Linked DNA regions of Homo sapiens: region 1 is linked to region 2. Evidence: read pairs that join two places in POLR2A ChIA-PET (ENCODE). Cell type or tissue: MCF 10A. All regions are shown on one strand. Region 1 overlaps NLK (nemo like kinase). Region 2 overlaps NLK (nemo like kinase).

Region 1 (5,000 bases), 55 kb before region 2:
TTGGGATCATGATCACACTGTATTTACAATTTTGTATCCTGTTTGTTTCACTAACATTGCAGAATGAGATTTCAGTCATTTGTTTTGAGGGCTTTTTCATTCTCACAAGCCTAGAGCTCTGCCTCAAAGAAACTAGAGAGTTGGAAGATACTTTAGAATGCGTCTAGTCTAGCTGCCTCATTTTATAAGTGGGAAAATTGAGACCCAGAGAAGCTAAGAGATTTGTTCAACGTTGCACAGCTGGTTGGGGGCTGAGCCAGAGTTTTTGCTGTTTTGCTGCTTTACCAGTAATACCTGTCCAACTAAATGCCTATTGAAAATGGAGGAAGTGTTCTTACAAAAACAAAACAAATAAAAAATGAAAACTCTATATAAATGAAACCAGGAACGTGCATCTGAGAAAAACCATGGAATATTTAGATTAATCTGTTGGTTATTTTGTGTGGGCCAGTGACTCTGATTAAATGTTTTCTGATTAAATGTCACAGACTACAAGATTTTTGGTGAAGAACAACTCAGTCTTTTCATGTTATATGTAACTAAGTTGTATATCTATTTTGAGCATATCATTCTTCCACCTATTTTTTGAAAACTTTTAAACCTCAGGAAATTTGAAAGAATTGTATGATATATCCAATGTAACTAAGTTGTATATTTATTTTGAGCATATCATTCCCCTACCTATTTTTTGAAAAGTTTTAAACCTCAGGAAATTTGAAAGAATTGTATGATATATCCAGAAACTGCACTCCTAGATTTCTTCTCAATTAACATTTTGTGACTTCTGCATTACCTACCTTTTTTTTTTTTTTTTTTTTTTTTGAGATGAAGTTTTGCCCTTGTTGCCCAGGCTGGAGTGCAATGGCGCGATCTTGGCTCACTGCAACCTCCGCCTCCCGGGTTCAAGCGATTCTCCTGCCTCAGCCTCCTGAGTAGCTGGGATTACAGGCATGCACCACCACGCCCGGCTAATTTTTGTATTTTTAGTAGAGAGGGGGTTTCTCCATGTTGGTCAGCCTGGTCTCGAACTCCTGATGTCAGGTGATCCACCCGCCTCGGCCTCCCAAAGTGGTGGGATTACAGGCGTGAGCCACCACGCCCAACTGCATTACCTACTTTGAGGCTATTTCTACAGAATTTGCGGAGGTTGGGTTATGATTAATTTAAGACTTATACAGTGTTAAGAAATTTGTGGTCACTGCATCAACTCACTGTTCCATGTAATGAATTTTGTAAGCTCTCCAACTAGAGAAGGAACTCGAAGTTTTAAAGCTTGTGACTATTTTGGAATGCTATTCATTCTCTTAATAATTAAAACAAAATTCAGTGTAAATCAAATGTGTAAATCAAACATGTACCAGTCAAAACTGAGCTTCAGGCAGTATAGAAATATTCCATTCTACAAACTTTTTTTTGTTGTTGTGGTTTTTATCTCAGGTTGAGACTTAAGGGAACATTTTCAAAATAGTGTAAGATCTGGTTTCACAATTCTGTGACAGAGGACATGATTTTATTGTTGAAGTTAAATTTTAAGTTATTGTAGCTTTTTTTAAAGTAAATTACCCTAATGCAGTCATATGAGCTGATGATGCTATGATTTGTGTCACTGCTCTGTATTTTTCAGTACCAAATAATTCCTTTGTTAAACTCATTTTCAGTAAATGAGCCATTGTTTCCCCAAGGGTAATGATTATTTCCCCTATATATAGTACAAAGCCTTGAGAAATAGATTTTTAAATCTAAAATATGAGTTAATGATTGGAAAAGGCTGAAATCATCACTGTGTCAACTGTATGTGTGAAAAGGGCAACTGCTGTGTTTGCTGCCTAGGCTACAATATAAGATACTATGTTTACAAGAAATCCAATGACAGCAAGGCTTTAAAAGTGAGGTCTTTCAGTTTAGATGCAAAAAGGGTGGTTCTGTTGAGTCAACCCAGCTATTTCACTACATAGTTTCGTAATGTAAACACCTAGAATGAGGTAGCTGGAGTGCAAATCTAAATGGCTTGTGACAGTTAAGGAAGTACATAGGCAACAGTTACTGGTTTTCTTGATGCAGCTGATATCAGTATCTTCAAATAAATCACTGACTTAAAGTACCTCAGCAGGAAAGACATTAAATAGGGACACCGTAATGTTTAACTGGTATAGGTGCTGAAGGTCTAGTTATCAACATCTATCAGCTTGTCTCTGTAGGTGGGCAAACTTTAAATAACTAGTTTTTGTACCCTGATTTTCTTTTCCTCTTAAAGTAGATACTCATTCTTGAAGACAATCTGTTTCTTTCAATGCTAATGTAAGTGCTTATAACCACTTGTGACATGTTCTCTACCCACCGATCCACTAAAAATGATGAGAGTTTCGAAGATTCGGGTCATGTCTTAGTTGCTTCTTCAGAGCCTAGCCTGGTCCCATGATGGGTGCCTGTTGGTTGCTGAATTGAAAGCTTCTAGGCTGGGCATGGTGGCCCATGTGTGTATTCTCAGCTACTCAGCCTACTTAGGAGGCTATGGCAGGAGGCGCTTTTGAGCCCAGGTGTTTGGGATTTTAGTATGCAATGATTGCTCCTGTGAATAACCACTGCATCTAGCCTGGGTGACATAGCAAGACCCATCTCTATGTAAAAAAGGAAGAAAGTTTCCAATGCTGAGTTTGTATGTGATGGTGACTCTGAAAGAAGAGTACCGTCAGCAGCCAGGCGCCATGGCTTACACCTGTAATCCCAGCACTTTGGGAGGCCAAGGCAGGTGGATTGCTTGAGCTCACGAGATCAAGACCAGCCTGGGCAACATGACAAAACCCCGTCTCTACTGAAAATACAAAAATTAGCTGGACATGGTGGAGTGTGCCTGTAGTCCCAGCTACTTGGGAGGCTGAGGTGGGAGCATGGCTTGAGGCCAGGAGGCAGAGGTTGCAGTGAGCTGAGATTGTGCCACTGTACTCTAGCTTGGTCAACAGAGCCAGATCCTGTCTCAAAAAAAAAAAAATAAAGTACTATAGTTGGTTCTTGCCATTATGTATTAAAAGATCCCGATTTCTTCACACACTGGCGGAATTTTTATGAGAGGACACTTGTTATTATTTATTATTATTATTATTTAGACCCAACCCGATGGTATTGGTTTTGTTTTCTTATGTTTGGATTTTTTATTTTTTTTTAAGAGTGAGAGCTCTAATCTAAAAATAGTATATGGTAACCAACTATGTCCAGAAATAGTCCTTTATTTTGAAAAGAAATAGTCCTTTATTTATACTGTTTTCTATAATCTACATAAAGTTAAGAATGCTATTGAACTGTTTAGGGAAATACCCTTTTCTTTGCAGTACTGTGATCTATGTTAGAAAAATAGAGATCCAGTTAATAGAAACTGTGTCCAAAGTCTTATCTAATATATCAAAACATACCAAAGTAGTCTGCGATGCTAGAGTAGAAAAAAAAGTTCAATTCTAAGCTCTTTATTCTGTTTTATAAACGTATGAATAAATGGCAATTTAGTGTATACTAGAGATCCTTTTTCAAATTAGTGAACAAAGAATGGTTTATTCCAGTGGTATGGTGGCATATGTTTAACAACAGGCTCTCTGAAAAATAAAAAAGCTGTAGTTTAGGGTTTGCTGATCTCTGTGGTGTAAATACTATAATGGCCAATTTCAAACCACTAATGTGAAGTCACTAAATGCTGAATTGGAGAAAGATATGCACTAGCACGCCCTTATATGGTATTTTCATCATACAGATAAAATAGGTGTTAGATAACCTTAAGAGCATAAATCATAATAAAATAACTAGGGAGTGATGATTCCTAAGTATTTGTTACCTTTGTTTTAAATATGATTTATTTTATTCTAAGTTTATATAACATAGTTTTTTATGGTTATGTTTCACAGTCAGCTTACAAAATTCCAGAAAAATGTAACTGTCATGAGCAGCATGCACCAGTCCCAGCACACTGGTTTATTTTGTTGGGATACTTAGCAAGCAGTGGGGAAGAATAAAGTTTATATTCATTATATACAAAAATGAAGTCCAAGTGGATTAAAGATTTTAAGAAACAAAGCCAAAAAATAAGAAAATATAACTTTTTATAATCTTGGAGGGAAAGACACTATTGACTTTAAAGCAAGAAAAGAACATCAGATTTGTCTATGAAGACATCTAAGATGTGTATTTGGTAAAATATACCATAAAAAAATGCCTAAAAGAAAAAGCAAAATCTAGGGAGAGGATATTAGCAATATATGTGAAAAATAAAAGTTAATATCTTTAATATTAAAAGAGCTCTCTTTTTTACTTTTTAAAAATAGAGACAGGGTTTCACTATGTTGCCCAGACTGGTCTCTAACTCCTGAGCTCAGATGATCCTCCTGCCTCCGTCTTCCAAAGTGCCGGGATTACAAGCATGAGCCACCACACCCAGCCTAAAGAGCTCTTAAAATCAACAAGAAATACACTTGAAGAACCCAACAGAGAATGGGCAAAAGCTAGAGAATGGGCACATAGAAGAAATACAAATTGTTAAAAAACATTAAAGGATTTCACTTTCGTTAATAAACATGCAGAAATAGATAACACTTTTAAACTGCTAGATATTTTAAAGTAATAATCCTAGTTGTTGCAGATGTAGTGAAACACACACACACTCAAATTTTTTATGATAGCATGGATGGATGGAGTCTTGATTGGAGAGCAGTTTCGCAAAATTGAATGCACACGCTCTTTGGAGCAATCATTGACCTTAGATACAAAGATATATTTATAAGGATGTTCATTTACTGTTATTTATCATCCTCCCAGATTGAAAGCAACCTAAATGTCTATGAGTAGTAGAGTGGTCATCTTTGAAATATACCCACAATTTATTAAATGAAAATCTGTATCAGTGACCACTTAAGATGGGGTCTGGCTCTGACACCCAGGCTGGAGTTCAGTGGTGCAATCATAGCTCACTGCAGCCTTGAACTCAGGCTCAAGCGATCCTCCACAGCCTCCTGAGGGCC
Region 2 (5,000 bases):
TTGTTTTTGTTTTTTTTTGAGACGGAGTCTCGCTCTGTCGCCCAGGCTGGAGTGCAGTGGCGGGATCTCGGCTCACTGCAAGCTCCGCCTCCCGGGTTCACGCCATTCTCCTGCCTCAGCCTCCCAAGTAGCTGGGACTACAGGCGCCCGCCACTACGCCCGGCTAATTTTTTGTATTTTTAGTAGAGACGGGGTTTCACCGTTTTAGCCAGGATGGTCTCGATCTCCTGACCTCGTGATCCGCCCGCTCCTTTAATTCTTTGAGCATATTTACGATAGCTAGTTTGGAAGTCTTTTTCTGAATAGGACATCTGGACCCACTCAGAAACAGTTTCTGTTTGTTCGTTTGTTTGTTCGTTTGAGACAGAGTCTCGATCTATTGCCCAGGCTGGAGTGCAGTGGCGCAATCTCAGCTCGCTGCAACCTCTGCCTCCCGGGTTCAAGTGATTCTCCTGCCTCAGCCTCCCAAGTAACTGGGATTACAGATGCATGCCACCATGCCTGGCTAATTTTTTTTTTTTTTTAGTAGACACAGGGTTTCACCATGTTGGCCAGGCTGACCTCAGGAGATCTGCCCACCTTGGCCTCCCAAAGTGCTGGGATTACAGGCATGAGCCATCATGCCTGTCCAGAAACAGTTTTTATTGACTGCTTTTTTCCCCGAGTATGGGCCACATTTTCCTGTTTCTTAACATGTTGTGGAATCTTTTTGCTAAAAACTGGACGTATTAGATAATACAGTGTAACAGCTCTGGTTCTGATTTTCCTCACCTCTGACGGTTGTCATTATTGTTGTTATGTATATTTGCTTATTCTTAAATGACACGTGCAGACTTAATGTGCAGAATCTGTCTCCCCACTGAGGTGTAGCCAACTCGGGTCTCTGCTCAATTTTGTTTTGTTTTTTTTAATTTTTAGCCTAGCTTTCTTGGAGTCCTGCTTGTGTCTGCATAGCTGAGTGGTTGGCTATTGGTTAAAGGTTGTGCTCAGGCATTTTGAGCTAATAAGGCTTATACCGTGTGTGTGTGTGTGTGTGTGTGTGTGTGTGTGTGGTGTGTGTGTGTGTGTGTGTGTGTGTGTGTGTGTGTGTGTGTGTGTGTGTATGTGTAGGGAGAGCATGTAGTTTTCAAATATGCCCAGCTTTTATTTTCTGCTGAGCCCTCAGTTTTTCCTCACATGCAGGAAGCCTCTCAGTCAGCAAGAGATCTATGGAGAGTTCAGGCTATCTCCAGTCTCCTCTGGGCATATATTCAGCCATCAGTTAGCCAGGACTGTGTGGGGGAGTTTAGCCCCCTCTGTGGCTCTCTCATTTCCAGAATCTCCTTGTTAAATTTCTAGATTTCTGATAGTCTGCCCTTCTTCTCAACCAGGACAGCAGCCTTTGAATAACAGAGCTATAGGCTTTCTCTGTTCTTTTCTAGTTGAGTTTAATGCTTTGACCCCACATTGCTACTGGGTGTGGGTTTTTTGCCCTCCCCTTCAAATCATGTTAGCTCCCTGTGACAACGAAGCTGCTGGGTTTTGTAGCCAGCCTTGCCCAGGAACTATTAGATGTACTGGTGCTTGGGTAGGGTGTGGCAGGGGTGGGGTAAGAAGCTGACCCAAGCTGTGACTCCCACTATTCTTACACAAATTTCAGCAGTTTTTTGTAAAAACACTTAAATTTGTCATTTGACTTTGGCCATTTTTCTGGAGTCCCAAAATGGCTGTTTTTGACACTTTTGTCTAGTTTTATAGTTGTTTTGAGGGGAAAGGATTTGCTGACCTCTTCAATTTGCCACAGCTGGAAGTCCTGCCTCCTGTTTTGTTTTGTTTTTGTAATATTTTTGGGTTTGTTTATTTTTAACAGGCTAATTGAAAACCTGAAGCACATCTATATATTGTAGCTGCTTCAGCATTGTGCTTCACAACGGAAGAAGTTAGGAGATTGTGATTAGATTAGGGGTGGGGCTGTAGTCCTAAATTTGCTGACAGCGCTTTCCTGTGGAATGCTTCCTAATAATGTATTCTTGTGTAATGATGAAGGAAATGTTTGTTTTTTTTTAAGCAAGCAGATTCCTTTGGAATTCTACAACATAAAAAAGACATTATAGTATACTCCTCTCTACAGAATGAATTTGGCACAGGGAGAGAAGTGACAAAGTTCTTTGGGCTGGTATAGATGTATATCTATATGAAAAATAATGGAAAGACTCATCCTTTTAAAAAGTTACTCATCCTTTTAAAAATTATACAGGTTTAAGCTAAAATTTTTTGTGTGCTAGAAAATTAAGCTGGGCAGTTTGCCTTTTTAAAAAACCTTTCTAATTATTTAGTAACACACATACACAAAATAAAATGTATAACTCAATGGTGTATCACAAAGTGCACACCTCTATGACCACCATTCAAGTGAGATACAGGACATCACCAGTACCCAGAAGTCCCCTGTGCCCTCTGGATCCATACCCCAAGAGAAGGTTCTTGGATCTCACACAAGAAAAAATTGGGGCAAGTCCATAGAGTAAAGTGAAAGCAAGTTTACTTAAGTAAAGGAATAAAAGAATGACTACTCCATAGGCAGAGCAGCCCTGAGGGCTGCTGGCTGCCCATTTTTATGATTATTTCTTGATTATATGCTAAACAAAGGATGGATTATTTATGCCTCCTCTTTTTAGGCCATATAGGGTAACTTCTTGGTGTTGCCATGGCATTTGTAAACTGTCATGGCACTAGTGGGAGTGTCTCTTAGCATGCTAATGCATTATAATTCCAGAGGTCACTCTCATCACCATCTTGGTTTTGGTGTATTTTAGCTGGCTGCTTTACTGCAACCTGTTTTACCAGCACGGTCTTTATGACCTGTATCTTGTGCTGACCTCCTATCTCATCCTGTGACTTAGAATGCCTTAACTTCCTGGGAATGCAGCCCAGTAGATCTCAGCCTCATTTTACCCAACCCCCATTCAAGATGGAGTTGCTCTAATTCAAACGCCTCTGACACTCTACCACCATTGTCCTCTCCTCCTGAGATAATCACTATCCTAACTTTTATGCTAACTACTTCCTTTCCCGACAGTTTCTATCTCCTAAGTGTGCATCCCTAAACATTATAGTTTAACTTTGCCTTTTTTTTTAATATTATGGAAATGGTATCTTGTAGTGTATATTTATTGTGCCTGGTTTCTTTTGTTCAAAATTATGTTTGTAAGATTTATCTATGTTGTTGCATATAGCAGTAGTTCATTTTAATTGCTGGAGAGTATTCCATTGTTTGAATATACTACAATTTGTATACTGTATATTATATATTGAACATTCTGTTTGTGGATATTTAAGCTATTTCCAGTTTTAAGGGTATTACAAATATTGCTGCTCTGAATACGCTTGCATGTGTCTTAATGTATAGATATGCATATTCCTTTTGGTTATATACCTAGGAGTCAAATTGCCAGGTCATAGTGTGTATATATTTTTGACTTAATAGATAATGTCAACTTGTTTTCCAAAGTGATTATAACAATTTACCCTCCTAAACTATAAGAATTTCCATTGCACTTCATCTCAACAAAACATTTGCTATTGTTAGACTTTTAAAAAATTGATTTGTAGGAGTTCTGTATACATCTGGATAAGAGCCCTTTGTTCCTTATAAGTGTTGCAAGCATCTTCTCCTATGTGACTTGCATTTTTGCCCTCTTAATGTAGATATGAAAAGACGTTCTTGATTTTAAGGTAGTCAAATATATCAATATTTTCCAGTGTAATTAGTGCTTTTTGTGTTCAATTGAAGAAATCTTTCCCTGCCTTAATATCATATTCTTCTATACGTTATCTTCTAAAAGCGATGTGATTTTGCTTTTCATGTTTATATCTACATCCTACCTGGAATTTGTTTTTGTGTATAGTGTGGAGTAGGTTTGGAGGTTCATCTTGTTTTTCCATGTGGATATTTCATGGTTCCAATAACATAGATTGAAAAGATATTGTATCTGGCAGGGTTTGATCAGGAGAAAGAAACCACACCAGTTATTTAAACAGAGTTTAATATGGAAAAAATGTTAATTAGGTATAAAGTTGTCAAGTAGATAACTAAAAATGCAAGAAGAAAACACTAAGATATCACAAAAGTAGCAGTTTCCACCCCACAGCAGGAAGAATAAAGGGAAGAGATTGGAATTATTCAAATTTAGAACCCCATGATGTCTGAGGAGAGGATACTGGCTCACTTGTGCTGGTATCTGGCATGGAAGATGCAGTGAGGCTAGTTCTGCAAGTTTTGGCAGAACTGTAAACTGGATTCAGCTACTGCTATAAGAAGGTACTACTGCTGGGAGTGAAGAAGTATTGCTTGGGTGTCACAGAAACAAGAAACAGACAGGAAGCCCATAGGAGGTGCAAGTCCCTTCTTCCTCCACCACCACCCTTGCAGTCTCTCTCTACAACATTCTGTTGGCAGAGCCTAACATGGAGCCAGTTGGCAAAACCAAAATGTGGTTTGTAGAGTTTAGCCCCAGCATGATAGAGCAGTGTTTAGGCGGATGGGTTTGAAGCTGAGAGACAATAGCTTAATAACTGATACAACCTTCCTGTCTCCACTGCTCTGCAGAGCCAACTTTTTGGTAAGTCAAGTGTTCATATAGGCGACAGTCTCTTTTTAGATTGATTATATTTCTGTTTCATCTGTCTTTGTACCAATATTACACTATGTAAATTACTGTAGCTTTATTATGTCTTCATACCTAGTAGAGCAATTTTTCAAAACCGACCTATCCTTCTTCAAGTGTTTTAGCTGTCCTTAGCACACTTAAATTTATAGAAAAACTTTAAAACTACTTCATCTATCCCCCCCATCAATTTGGGGGGAGTTGACAATTTTACAATGTTGAGTTTTCTAATCTGTGAATATGATACATCTTTCCATTTATTCTTTAATTTTGCTCTGTAATATTTTTTAAACATCTTGTATAGAAGTCTTGAGTAGCATCTGTTAGCTTTAATCCCAGATATTACATATTTTT

What was found. Peaks named below come from ENCODE experiments on the same cell type or tissue, not always from the same donor. Only the 100,000 strongest peaks of a DNase experiment are listed, where the experiment ranks them.
Region 1: POLR2A ChIA-PET joins it to region 2 with 15 read pairs; 8 of 35 experiments call an interaction of 5 or more read pairs at or near these places.

Annotation. Positions count from the first base shown.
Region 1 is chr17:28,056,150-28,061,149 of GRCh38, forward strand. All of the region lies in intron 1 of NLK (nemo like kinase), which reads left to right. Among named protein-coding and RNA genes, the nearest start is that of NLK, 16 kb to the left of the region's middle. RefSeq lists enhancers at 2,037-2,086, 2,147-2,246. In MCF 10A, no CTCF peak of the experiment used is centred here; a DNase peak (open chromatin) is centred at 1,952.
Region 2 is chr17:28,110,845-28,115,844 of GRCh38, forward strand. All of the region lies in intron 1 of NLK (nemo like kinase), which reads left to right. Among named protein-coding and RNA genes, the nearest start is that of NLK, 71 kb to the left of the region's middle. RefSeq lists an enhancer at 2,770-3,271. In MCF 10A, no CTCF peak of the experiment used is centred here; no DNase peak of the experiment used is centred here.